Linked DNA regions of Homo sapiens: region 1 is linked to region 2. Evidence: chromatin loops called from intact Hi-C (ENCODE). Cell type or tissue: GM12878. All regions are shown on one strand. Links, peaks and the distances in the headings refer to the core of each region. The heading gives the core; the rest is flanking DNA.

The links. Hi-C counts contacts between places; a loop is a spot of excess contacts. Peaks named below come from ENCODE experiments on the same cell type or tissue, not always from the same donor. Only the 100,000 strongest peaks of a DNase experiment are listed, where the experiment ranks them.
Region 1: a loop joins it to region 2, with 5 times the contacts of the local background. A loop is called at or near these places in 1 of 110 quality-filtered maps.

The regions. Positions count from the first base shown.
Region 1 is chr6:135,380,132-135,385,520 of GRCh38, forward strand. The region is part of intron 23 of AHI1 (Abelson helper integration site 1); the gene reads right to left. Among named protein-coding and RNA genes, the nearest start is that of AHI1, 110 kb to the right of the region's middle. In GM12878, for the core only: no CTCF peak of the experiment used is centred there; DNase peaks (open chromatin) are centred at 2,160 and 2,380; H3K27ac peaks cover 1,197 bases.
Region 2 is chr6:135,328,201-135,333,589 of GRCh38, forward strand. The region is part of intron 24 of AHI1 (Abelson helper integration site 1); the gene reads right to left. It also overlaps the pseudogene BTRCP1. Among named protein-coding and RNA genes, the nearest start is that of MIR548A2, 92 kb to the left of the region's middle. In GM12878, for the core only: a CTCF peak has its summit at 2,505; DNase peaks (open chromatin) are centred at 2,441 and 2,991; H3K4me3 peaks cover 406 bases; H3K27ac peaks cover 2,213 bases.

The DNA of each region.
Region 1 (5,389 bases), core at 78-5,077, 52 kb after region 2:
CAACCCAACCCTACTCCTCAGGTGCAACTCCCTTCCCTGCTTTGTCGTTATAATGTTTTTATTTAACAGCCCTCTGCATCCATGGGTTCTGCATCCACGCATTCAACCAACCATGGATTGAAACTATTCAGAAAAGAAATGCATCTGTAATGAACACATAGACTTTTTTCTTGTCATTATTCCCTATACAATACGGGACAACTATTTATACAGCATTTACATTGTATTAGGTATTATAAGTAATCTAGAGATTATTTAAAGTATATAGGAGGATGTACACAGGCAATATCCAAATACTGTCCATTTTATATTGGGGACTTGAGCATCCAAGGACCTTGCTATCTACAAAGGGTCGTAAAACCAACTACCCAGATACTGAGGGATAACCAGACTACATTTGCTTAATGTCATTCTCCACTAGAAGGTAAGCTACACAAAGATGTGGAGTTTTACCAGTTTTGTTCACTGATACGTTCAGAGCATGTATAAAAGTGCCTGGGACACTGTAAGTATGCACTGGGTACTTACTGAATGTATAAATGCTCTTGCATTCCCAGTACCTGCATGTGTACAAATTAAACATCTTTTTAAGTAAAATAACCCCCCCCCCCCCAAAAAAAAAGTACAAAGTTAAAACAAGAAGGGATTTAATGGTGGAAAACATTTTTTGGTCCATTACATTGGTATGGTATTGAGAATGTGAGATGGTGTGAACCCATTTTTTCCAGGTCTTTCCATAAAAGAGACATTTTAAGTTCTAGGGAAAACTTTTAAATTTAAACTTTGAACATAAGCATGATGATTTAGAAAAAGATTTTCATATCCAAAGCAAAGAGAAGTTATTTTTAAAAATATGCTTATTATGTTATTTTTTCCCTGCAGTAGTTCAGTGAACATTAAGCACATTAATTTGCCTGTTATATGTGCATTTATATCTGCCTTTTACATTAGCTTTTAAAGTGTTTTACTTTCAACTCTTCATTAAATCTTCACTTCAAAATCAGACTAAAAAGACTGAGATAACATTATGCCTCATAATGTCACTACTGAAGAAGGGAAAAAAAAAGGAAAAGTGGACTCCCACAAAAAACAAGCTTCACTGATTCTAAGTTGGCCAAAACAAAACACCTGTTCATGCCCTATATTTCTCAGACAAATTTAACAGCAATGAGATGTAAAAGACTTGATTCCTTTTAAAAAAAGTGGCAAGTATACACAATAACACATATACATACAAACACCCATATAGACATTAATATGAAATACAAACACACCCACATAGACATTAATATGAAATAAACTGGAGTCCTACTAAGCATAAACTCACTTATTCTCAGAATGCCGTAAGATCCTTGGGAGGCAGATTTGAAGAAAGCATACTAAGATCATTATATGACTTGTGACACATGAGCCTTACAAAAGGCCAGCAACGAAATCCAGATTCTGAGTTCTAAGCTATCATTTAGAGAACTCCAAAATAGATGATACTGTTGTATACTGCATGGGCAAGATAAATTTCTAAACAAGGCCATAAAACTAAGTGCACTTTATAAGGATGATACATGTAATCGGACTTACTCTCCCCTCTGTGCTGCCACAGTGTTTTATACGCATGCCCTGTTGAATTTACCACCATCATATTATAACTATTTCTTTGCCTGCTGGACTCCCCAGATAGACTGGAAAGCCTCTGAGGGCTTTCATCTTCCATTTCTCGCAGTGCTTGGCAGAGTCTCTGTTACATAGTAGGCTCTCCATAAACAATGCTTGATGAAATGCTTCAATTAACTTTTGAAAATATTAAAAATGTTTTTATTTTTTAAACTGAATAACAGTTTTCATTAGAGTACTTCTATTAAAATGTGTTATTTCTGGTTCTTCTCAAAAAAAGGATGGAAACCAGTTAGAAATCATTCTTAACTTTTATTCCTTATGAATTACAGTTGAATGTTTTCTTAGAGAAAGTTGAGGAAAAAAGTAAATTGTCTGAAATAAGAACAATGTTCCACTTTTTACTTATTAACCATTTATAACACAAAAATCTCTTACATTGTTTAAAAAAAAATGACCAGTCACGCATATAGTCATTTGTCACTTTCCGTATTTCTCAGTAACTTTGCTCTCACACTGGTAGGCAAGTTGCTGACTAAGAACAACACAGTGATTCTTTACATTTTCATTCACTTTTCATTCAAGGAAAAGGCTTCTTAAAAATGTGCATTTAAAATTCTAGAAAATACAAATCAACATTATCTCTAAGTCTCTATCATTACCAGAAGGTCTGGTTCCTAAACCTAATTTCCATTGTTAGTTAACATCTTCAATAAGTGATGGATATTCATTTCCAGAAAACATTACCAGTAAATTCTATTATATCACAGACTGTTCACTATCCAGACCAAACTGACTAAACCACAAAATGCAAAAGTATGCACTTCACTTCTCTAAGGGAAACCTTAGGGCTATTCTGAGTATAGTTTTAGCAGATTATGACCTAAGGGTAAATGAGAGCTTAATTAGATAGCCTCCTTCTGAATTTCCAGAGCTTTCAGTAGACACAAACTAAAATGTTTAAAAACTAAAAATTTCTTGTCACAGATTTAATTTTTTAAAAAGTTACTCTGAGACATAAGGATTTACAAAGGAAATAAAAAAAACTGTTATTTTTGTGATACAAGTGCTATTTCATTTTTCCCCCAGAGGAGGAAACATGAAGAGCTGCTTGCTTGGTTCCAGGCGGTGCCCATCCTAAGCAAAATTAGTAAAAAAAAAAAAAAAAAAAAAAAAAAAAAAAAATATATATATATATATATATATATATATACATATAAAATAATAATAATTTTTTAAAAATTGGATCACTTACCACAGAATCACAGAATATAATGGCTGAAATGAACACTGATGTGAAATATGCGAAAACAAGTATATATGATTAATTTGGAGAAAAAGACCTTTTATTTTGTGAATTAAAATATTTTTCATTATCAGAAATGTGTCCAACATTTTGTATATATAAATATATACACTGTAATAGTGAAGAACTAAAGATGGCTTAAAATTATGATTGATTGATTCCTTCCTTCCCCCCTCCCTTTTTTTTTTTTTTTTTTTTTGAGACAGGGTCTTGCTCTGTCACCCAGGCTGGAATGTAGTGGTACAATCATGGTTCACTGCAGCCTCAACCTCCTGGGTTCAATCGATTCCCCTCTGCCTCAGCCTTCTGAGTAGGTGGGACCACAGGCATGTGCCACCACTCCTGGATAATTAAAAAAACATTTTTTTTAAAGAGACAGGGTCCCACTGTGTGGCCCAGGTTGGTCATGAACTCCTAGGCTCAAGTGAATCACCTGACGGGATTACATTGGTATGGTATAGAGAATATGAGATGGTGTGAACCCATTTTTCATACCCAAAGCAAAGTGTTGGGATTACAGGTATGAGTCATCTTGCTCAGCCAGAATGGAATACTCATTTTCTTCAAAGGCATGTATTAAGTGTATTATCAGAAAAAAAAAGTTATAGAAAAACCTATTTTAAAATCTAAGTATTTGGAAATATATTTTATAACAACATCATTTTATATGCCCAATTATCTTAAAAATTGAACTGTCCATTTCGATTTGAGATTACAAAATTATAAAATGCATTTTATGGTTGATAGTAAACTATATTAATGTAGTCATATCGTCAAACTATAAAAAAATAAAGTTATGCCTGGTCAAAATAATTTAGCTACTTTATAACCAACCCTCTCATCTCACCTGTTGCAGCCATATGGCATTGTTGTAATTCTTCCTTCAATTCTCACTTTTGAGTAAACTGATTACTGAGTTTCCTTTACCCTAGAGGCAAAGCAGTGAGTTGCAAAACATTTACTACTTTCACCACGGTATAAATTATGTTCCGATAAAGTAGCTGAAACCTTTCAAGTCTTCTACTTTATATAATAAAAACCACTTATTGAAATGTTTTCAACAGTATGCCTGAAAGTTATATTTAGAAATAATACATATGTACCACAGAAATATAGATTTTAACATAAGACATTTACTAGGTTTAGTTCTAAGAACATAGTGCTTTCCCTTTCTAAAATTTAGTGGGAAGTTAGATAAATTTAAAATAAAAACATTCAATGATTAAAGTAGTTCTGAATATAGTTATAAAGATACAATCTATTATTCCTATTGCACTGTAAGACAAACAAATTTTGGTATTTAAAACCTTTCACTTGTAGTAAACATTTTCCTGTCCTCTATTTTCAAATGACAAGTCTCTGAAATGAAATAATAACTTGCTCAAGTCACAGCATTAAGCAACAGAATATGGATCTAAATACAAATGCCTCTGACCTCCGGCTAAGTGCTACCAGAATCTCATGTATTTATTTAAATAGGAAAAATAAGACACTTCTAGAGTCCCTATTCAAGCTAATCAAAATTGCTTATTAATAACATCTTCAAAATCATGATGATGAAATGCCACCACAAAATCTTCAACATTAGGCAAGTTTTATTATTAAAAGTGTTATTTGCATTCAGTTTTTTAAATGGTAATCTATTCTTTATATTGTAACATCTGATTTGCTGGGAGTCAGATAATGAAGTGGATTTTATAAACTTGCACTGGCCCATATGGTACCTGCTGGCTAGATGTGGTTTTTAAAATGTAAATTGGACAGGCATGGTAGCTCACACCTATAATCCCAGCACTTTGGGAAGCTGAGGTGGGCGGATCACCTGAGGTCAGGAGTTCAACACCAGCCTGCCCACCATGGTGAAATCCCGCCTCTACTGAAAATAAGAAAATTAGCTGGGCATGGTGGCAGGTACTTGTAGTACCAGCTACTTGGGAGGCTGAGGCAGGAGAATCACTTGAACCTGGGGGACAGAGGTTGCAGTGATCCGAGATCGCGCCACTGCACTCCTGCCTGGGCGACAGAGCAAGACACCATCCCCCCCACCTCCCAAAAAAGTAAATTAATTAAAATGAAATAAAATTAAAAATTTAGTTCCTATGTTACACCAGCCTCTAGCTACCATGATGGATTGTGTACATCTAGAGTTCAGAAAAGAGGTATGGGTTGAAGATAAATATCTGAAAATCACTGGCATATGAGTTAAAGTCATGGGATCACTAAGGGAGTGGGCATATATAGGGAATAAAACAGGGTCAAATTGCAGTGAAACCATCTTATAAGACATGGAAGAAAAGAGGAAAAATTAGCAAAGGAGAATGAAGAGTGCCTAATGAGATAAGAGGCAAAACAAGAGAATGTGGTATCCCAGAAACCATGTATTTAGAAGTGATCCAATGTGTCAAATGCTGCTGATAGGTTAAGCAAGATAAGAACAAAGAATTGACCACTGGAATTAGCAATGAAAAGGTC
Region 2 (5,389 bases), core at 273-5,272:
TCTTCTGTGTTAATTGTGGTGTGAGAACACAGTGAAAACATGGTTGGAAAGTTTTTCCCAAACATGTAGATACTGCATTTTTTTGCCAACTGAAGGTTTGTGGCAACCCTGCATTGAGCAAGTCTATCAAGGCCATTTTTTTCCAACAGCATGTGCTTACTTGTGTCTGTGTGTCATATTCTGGTAATTCTTACAACAGTTCAAATTTTTCCTTTATTATTATATCTGTTATGGTGATCTATGATAGGTGATCTTTGATGCTACCAATGTAATTCTTTTGGGGTGCCATAAACCATAGCCATAGAAGACAATAACTTAATTGATAAATGTTGTGTATGTTTTGATTGCTTCACCAACCAACCTCCACCCTCTTACCCCCTACCACCAGGTCTCTCTCCCCTTCTCCTTGGGCTTCCTATTCCCTGAGATATAATGGTATTGAAATTAGGCCAATTAATAACTCTATAATGGCCCCTAAGTGTTCAAATGAAAAGAGTTGCAAGTCCTTCATTTTAAATAAAAAACTAGAAATGATTAAGTTTAGTGAGGAAGGGATGTAGAAAGCTGATAGAAGCAAAAAACTGGCATTTTGTGCCAAACAGTCAAGTTATGAATACAAAGGAAAAGTTCTTGAAGGAAATTAAAAGTGCTACTCCAGTGAACACATGAATGATAAGAAAGCAAAACAGCCTTATTGCTGATATGGAAGTTTTAGTGGTCTGGATAGAAGATCAAACAAGCCACAACATTCTCTTAAGCCAAAATCCAATTCAGAGCAAAGCCTTAACTCTCTTCAATTCTATGAAGGCTGAGAAACGTGAGGAAGCTACAGAAGAAAAGTTGGAAGCTAGCAGAGGTTGCTTCATGAAGTGTGAAGAAAGAAGCCATCTCCGTAACATAAAAGTGCAAGGTGAAGCTGCAAGTGCTGAGGTACAAGCTGCAGCAAGTTATCCAGCTCTAGGTAAGATCACTAATGAAGGTGGCTATACTAAAGAATAGATTTTCTCAATGGAGATTTAAACAGACTTATATTGGAAGAAGATGCCGTCTATGACTTTCATAGCTAGAGAGGAGAAGTCAATGACTGGCTTAAAAGCTTCAAAGAACAGGCTGACTCTCCTGCTAGGAACTAATACAGCTGGTGACTTCAAGTTGAAGCCAGTGTTCATTTGCCATTTCAAAAATCCCAGAGCCCTTAAGAATTATGTTAAATCTACTCTGTCTCTCCTCTATAAATGGAAGAACAAATCTAGATGATAGCCCATCCATCTACAGCACAGTTTAATGAATATTTTAAGCCCTACTGCTTTGTGACCTTCTGCTCAGAAAAAAAGATTCCTTTCAAAATATTACTTCTCACTGGTCTACCAAAGAGCTCTGATGGAGATGCACAAGGAGATAAATGTTGTTTTCATGCCAGCTACAACAACAACCATTCTGCAGCCCATGGATCAAGGAGTAGTTTTGACTTTCAGGTTTTGTTATTTAAGAAATGTATTTCTTAAGTCCATAGCTGACATAGACAGTGATTCCTCTGATGAATACGAGCAAGTAAGTTGAAAACCTTCTGGAAAGGATGCACTATTCTAGATGACATTAAGAAGATTTGTGATTCATAGGAGGACATCCAATTGTCAACATTAACAGGGGTGTGGAAGGTTTATTCTGACCCTCATGGATGACTCTGAGGGTTTTAAGACTTCAGTGGAGGAAGTAACTGGAGATTTGGTGGAAACAGCAAGAAAACTAGAATTAGAAGTGGAGCCTGAACACGTGACTGAATTGCTGCAATCTCATGATAAAACGAATGGATAAAGAGTTCTTTCTTATGGATGAACAAAGAAAGTGGTTTCTTCAGATGGAATCTACTCCTCGTGAAGATGCTGTGACTCTTGCTGAAATAACAGAGGATTTAGAATATCACATAAATTTAGTTGATAAAGCAGCAGCAGGGTTTGAGAGTACTGAATCCAATTCTCAAAGTTTTACTTTGGGTAAAATGCTATCAGACAGCACTACATGCTACAGAGAAATCTTTTGTGAAAGGAAGAGTCAATCGATGTGGCAAATTTCATTTTTGTCTTATTTTAAGAAATTGCCACAGTCACCACAACCTTCAGCAACTATCAGTCTGGTCAGTCAGCTGCCATCAACACTGAGGCAAGACCTGCCTCCAGTAAAAAGATGACTTGCTGAAGGCTGAGATGATCATTGGTATTTTTTAGCAATCAAGTATTTTTTTCACTAACGTATGTACACTGATCATTTAGACATGGTGCTACTACATACTTAATAGACTACAGTAAACATAGTTTTAAACATAGTTTTCTATGTACTGAGAAACCCCCAAATTTGTGTGGCTTGTTTCACTGTGATATTCACGGTATTGCAGTGGTCTGGAACCAAACCGGCAATATCTTCAAGGTATGACTGTACAGAATTGCTACGCAATGAGGAATCAGGGTGGTTTCACATGCTACCATCTGTCCACATGCCGGCAGCCGAATCTAACCATTCAGTTAGGATTATTCCCTTAACACACTGAAGGACAAAAACAGCGTGGCTCACGGGAATCTGCTTGTATTTCAGCGTTTTTATCCAATGTGCTGTGAACTTCTCATATGAAGATCACTTACTGTCTTCTGATCATCATATTGTATGTAGTAAACTTCTTTGCTTGTGTTAATTTGGCAGTGGATTGTGAGTAAATCATAACTTCCCTATGTCCAATTAGATTTTATTATTTCAATATTTTATAATAAATTAAAGTTCTATAAAGCAGTTAGGTGGCACAGTCCTATCCAGAGGTTTGTTCTGAAGTAACAGTCTATTTTCTCCTTGTTCAGTCAGGCATCACTATAGAAATATCTTTCTTGACCATTCTTTTGATGAGTGTCTTTTATAACATACCATTTCTTGCACCCTGTGGTTTGGCATGTAGGAGAATATCTTCAGCAATATGACTCAAATCTTGAGCTGACAGAGTAATTAAGAAATCTTTCTGTGACAGAAGTTTAAAGACACGAGCTAATATGTCCATCTTGGTAATGACAGGACTAGAAAAAGAGATGTTTCACAAAATCCACGTGGTCAAATTTTGACCACTGTTCACATATTTGAAATAGAGTTCTTCTTTTTCTCAAAGCTTGAGGGGTTGCTTGGTCATAATCATGGTCTCAGTGTCACTGGATTGGCAAGTTTTGTTTTTTTGACACACTATTTTCACTCTTTTCCAGCACTGCTGGAAACACCATTTCTTGATTTAGGCAGAGTCTGCCAGGCTGTTGTAAGACATTAGGGGAATTCCTTTCTGTATTATCTTTCAAGGGATTAAATATTATTATAGTGGTCTCTGAAGAATTCTCAGTGACGCCTGGTCAATGAAACCAGTGTACTGAGGGAACACCAACCAGTAGAGTTCAGCAGCATAGCTGTTCCTTACAGTTTTATCCACAATGCAATCCAATAATTGATGTTCGTAATACCTCCAAGTCATTCGACAAGCTAAGCACTGAATAAATTCACACGCTTGAGCACTTTTTCCTTCAGCCCTACTTCAATTGGGCCCATAATCATTTGGGAACTTCTCTGTGCCAGTCTAATAAGGCAATATGGCATCTGGATCCCACCACCTTCTTTATGCTTTCTCCTTGACTAACCTGATTTCAGACTCCGGGCTTCCAGAACTGTGAATGAATAAATGTCTTAGGTTTTAAGCCACCAAGTTTGTGGTAGTTTGCTACAACAGCCCTAGGAAACTAATAGACACGATTTTTACTTTGGTGAGTGCTGGATTTTCTTCTATTTCTTTAAAGAGTGTTGGACCTTGGTCTGGCATGCCATTACTTGATATCCGTTTTCAGGTTTAGGTTTTTTTTTTTTTTTTTCAGACGGAGTCTCACTCTGTCACCCAGGCTGGAGTGCAGTGGTGCAGTCTTGGCTCACTGCAACCTCCGTCTCCCGGGTTCAAGCGATTTTCCTGCCTCAGCCTCCTGAGTAGCTGGGATTACAGGCGTGCACCACTATGCCCAGCTAATTTTTGTATTTTTAGTAGAGATGGGGTTTCACCACGTTGGTCAGGCTGGTCTCGATCTCCTGACCTCGTGATCTGCCTGCCTCGGCTTCCAAAGTGTTGGGATTACAGGCGTAAGCCACCGCTCCTGGCCCAGGTTTAGGTTTTGATAGAGCATATTCAGAGAAGACTTTACTCTAGGGATAAATTAACCCCACTATCAAGGTGTGACCTTCCTGATGATTCTACCTGATGCCCCAGGTATATTGAATATTGAATAAAAATTACAAGCCATTGGACTAAGCTCCTGAACTAGGCCCCAACAGACCAGACTAACAATCAAAATGAAGTCACTCGTGCTGAAGTTCTATGTCATCAAACCAAAACTAACTTGTTAATTCACCTTCCAAGAAATTGGGAGAGAAAGAGAGCCAACTTCCCAAACAGGCCAGTTTAAATTTCCAACCAGTATGGTAATGAAGCTCCCTCTGTTTTAATCTTGACAACAAAAAGTAACCTGAAGTTAACCAGTTATTCTTCTGTTATTCTGTTTTCCTTTTCCTGATATACAAGGAAAGGAACTTTAAAAAACCAATCTGCTCTTTATTCTTTGTTTCTCCCCCCGTTCCTTCTCTGTCTATAAAACCAACTTCTTTTGCTCAGCTCACTGGAACATATATTCTATTTTATGGAATGAAATGCTGCCCCATTCTGGCAAATAAGCCAATTAAGATCTTTAAATGTATTATAATTTTGTCTTCTGACAGAAGGTTTATCATTCTGGCTATCAGAAATGCGAATTTTTGCCATCCTGTTGTTGTGTCTTCTACTCTCTGATGGTCCTTTTCTTACGAAGTTTTGCTCCACACATGTGCAGATCAGCACTCAGCCAAAGACTTCAGGGTACTCCTTAGGATTACTGGTACAATTATTACCATTTAATATAGAGCCAAATATAAAGTAATATTTTAGTAATTATTTAAAAAGTGAAATAAAATACGCTTTAAGAAAGTCTCATTTCTCAATAATGTCAAAGATAAAAAATATTTGTAGAAAACCAAATTTAACAATAAATCCTGAATTGTACAGAAGCACATTATTAAATATTAAAATGCTTCCTTTACTAATAGTGACACTAGGACTATATTTTATTTCATAAGAGGAATAAAGAAACATATAGCCCTATTTCTAGCATCATGTGGTAGAAACATACAGTCCCTTACCATTATATCCAGGGACAACCCTAAAGATATTTATAAAAAAGAAATCAAGGTCCTATTATTTTTAACTGATCTTATCTGGATAATAATAGATTAAGAAAACAAAGATAAAGAAAGTAAATAATTGCACACAGTTTATTGCCTCTGTATCAGATAA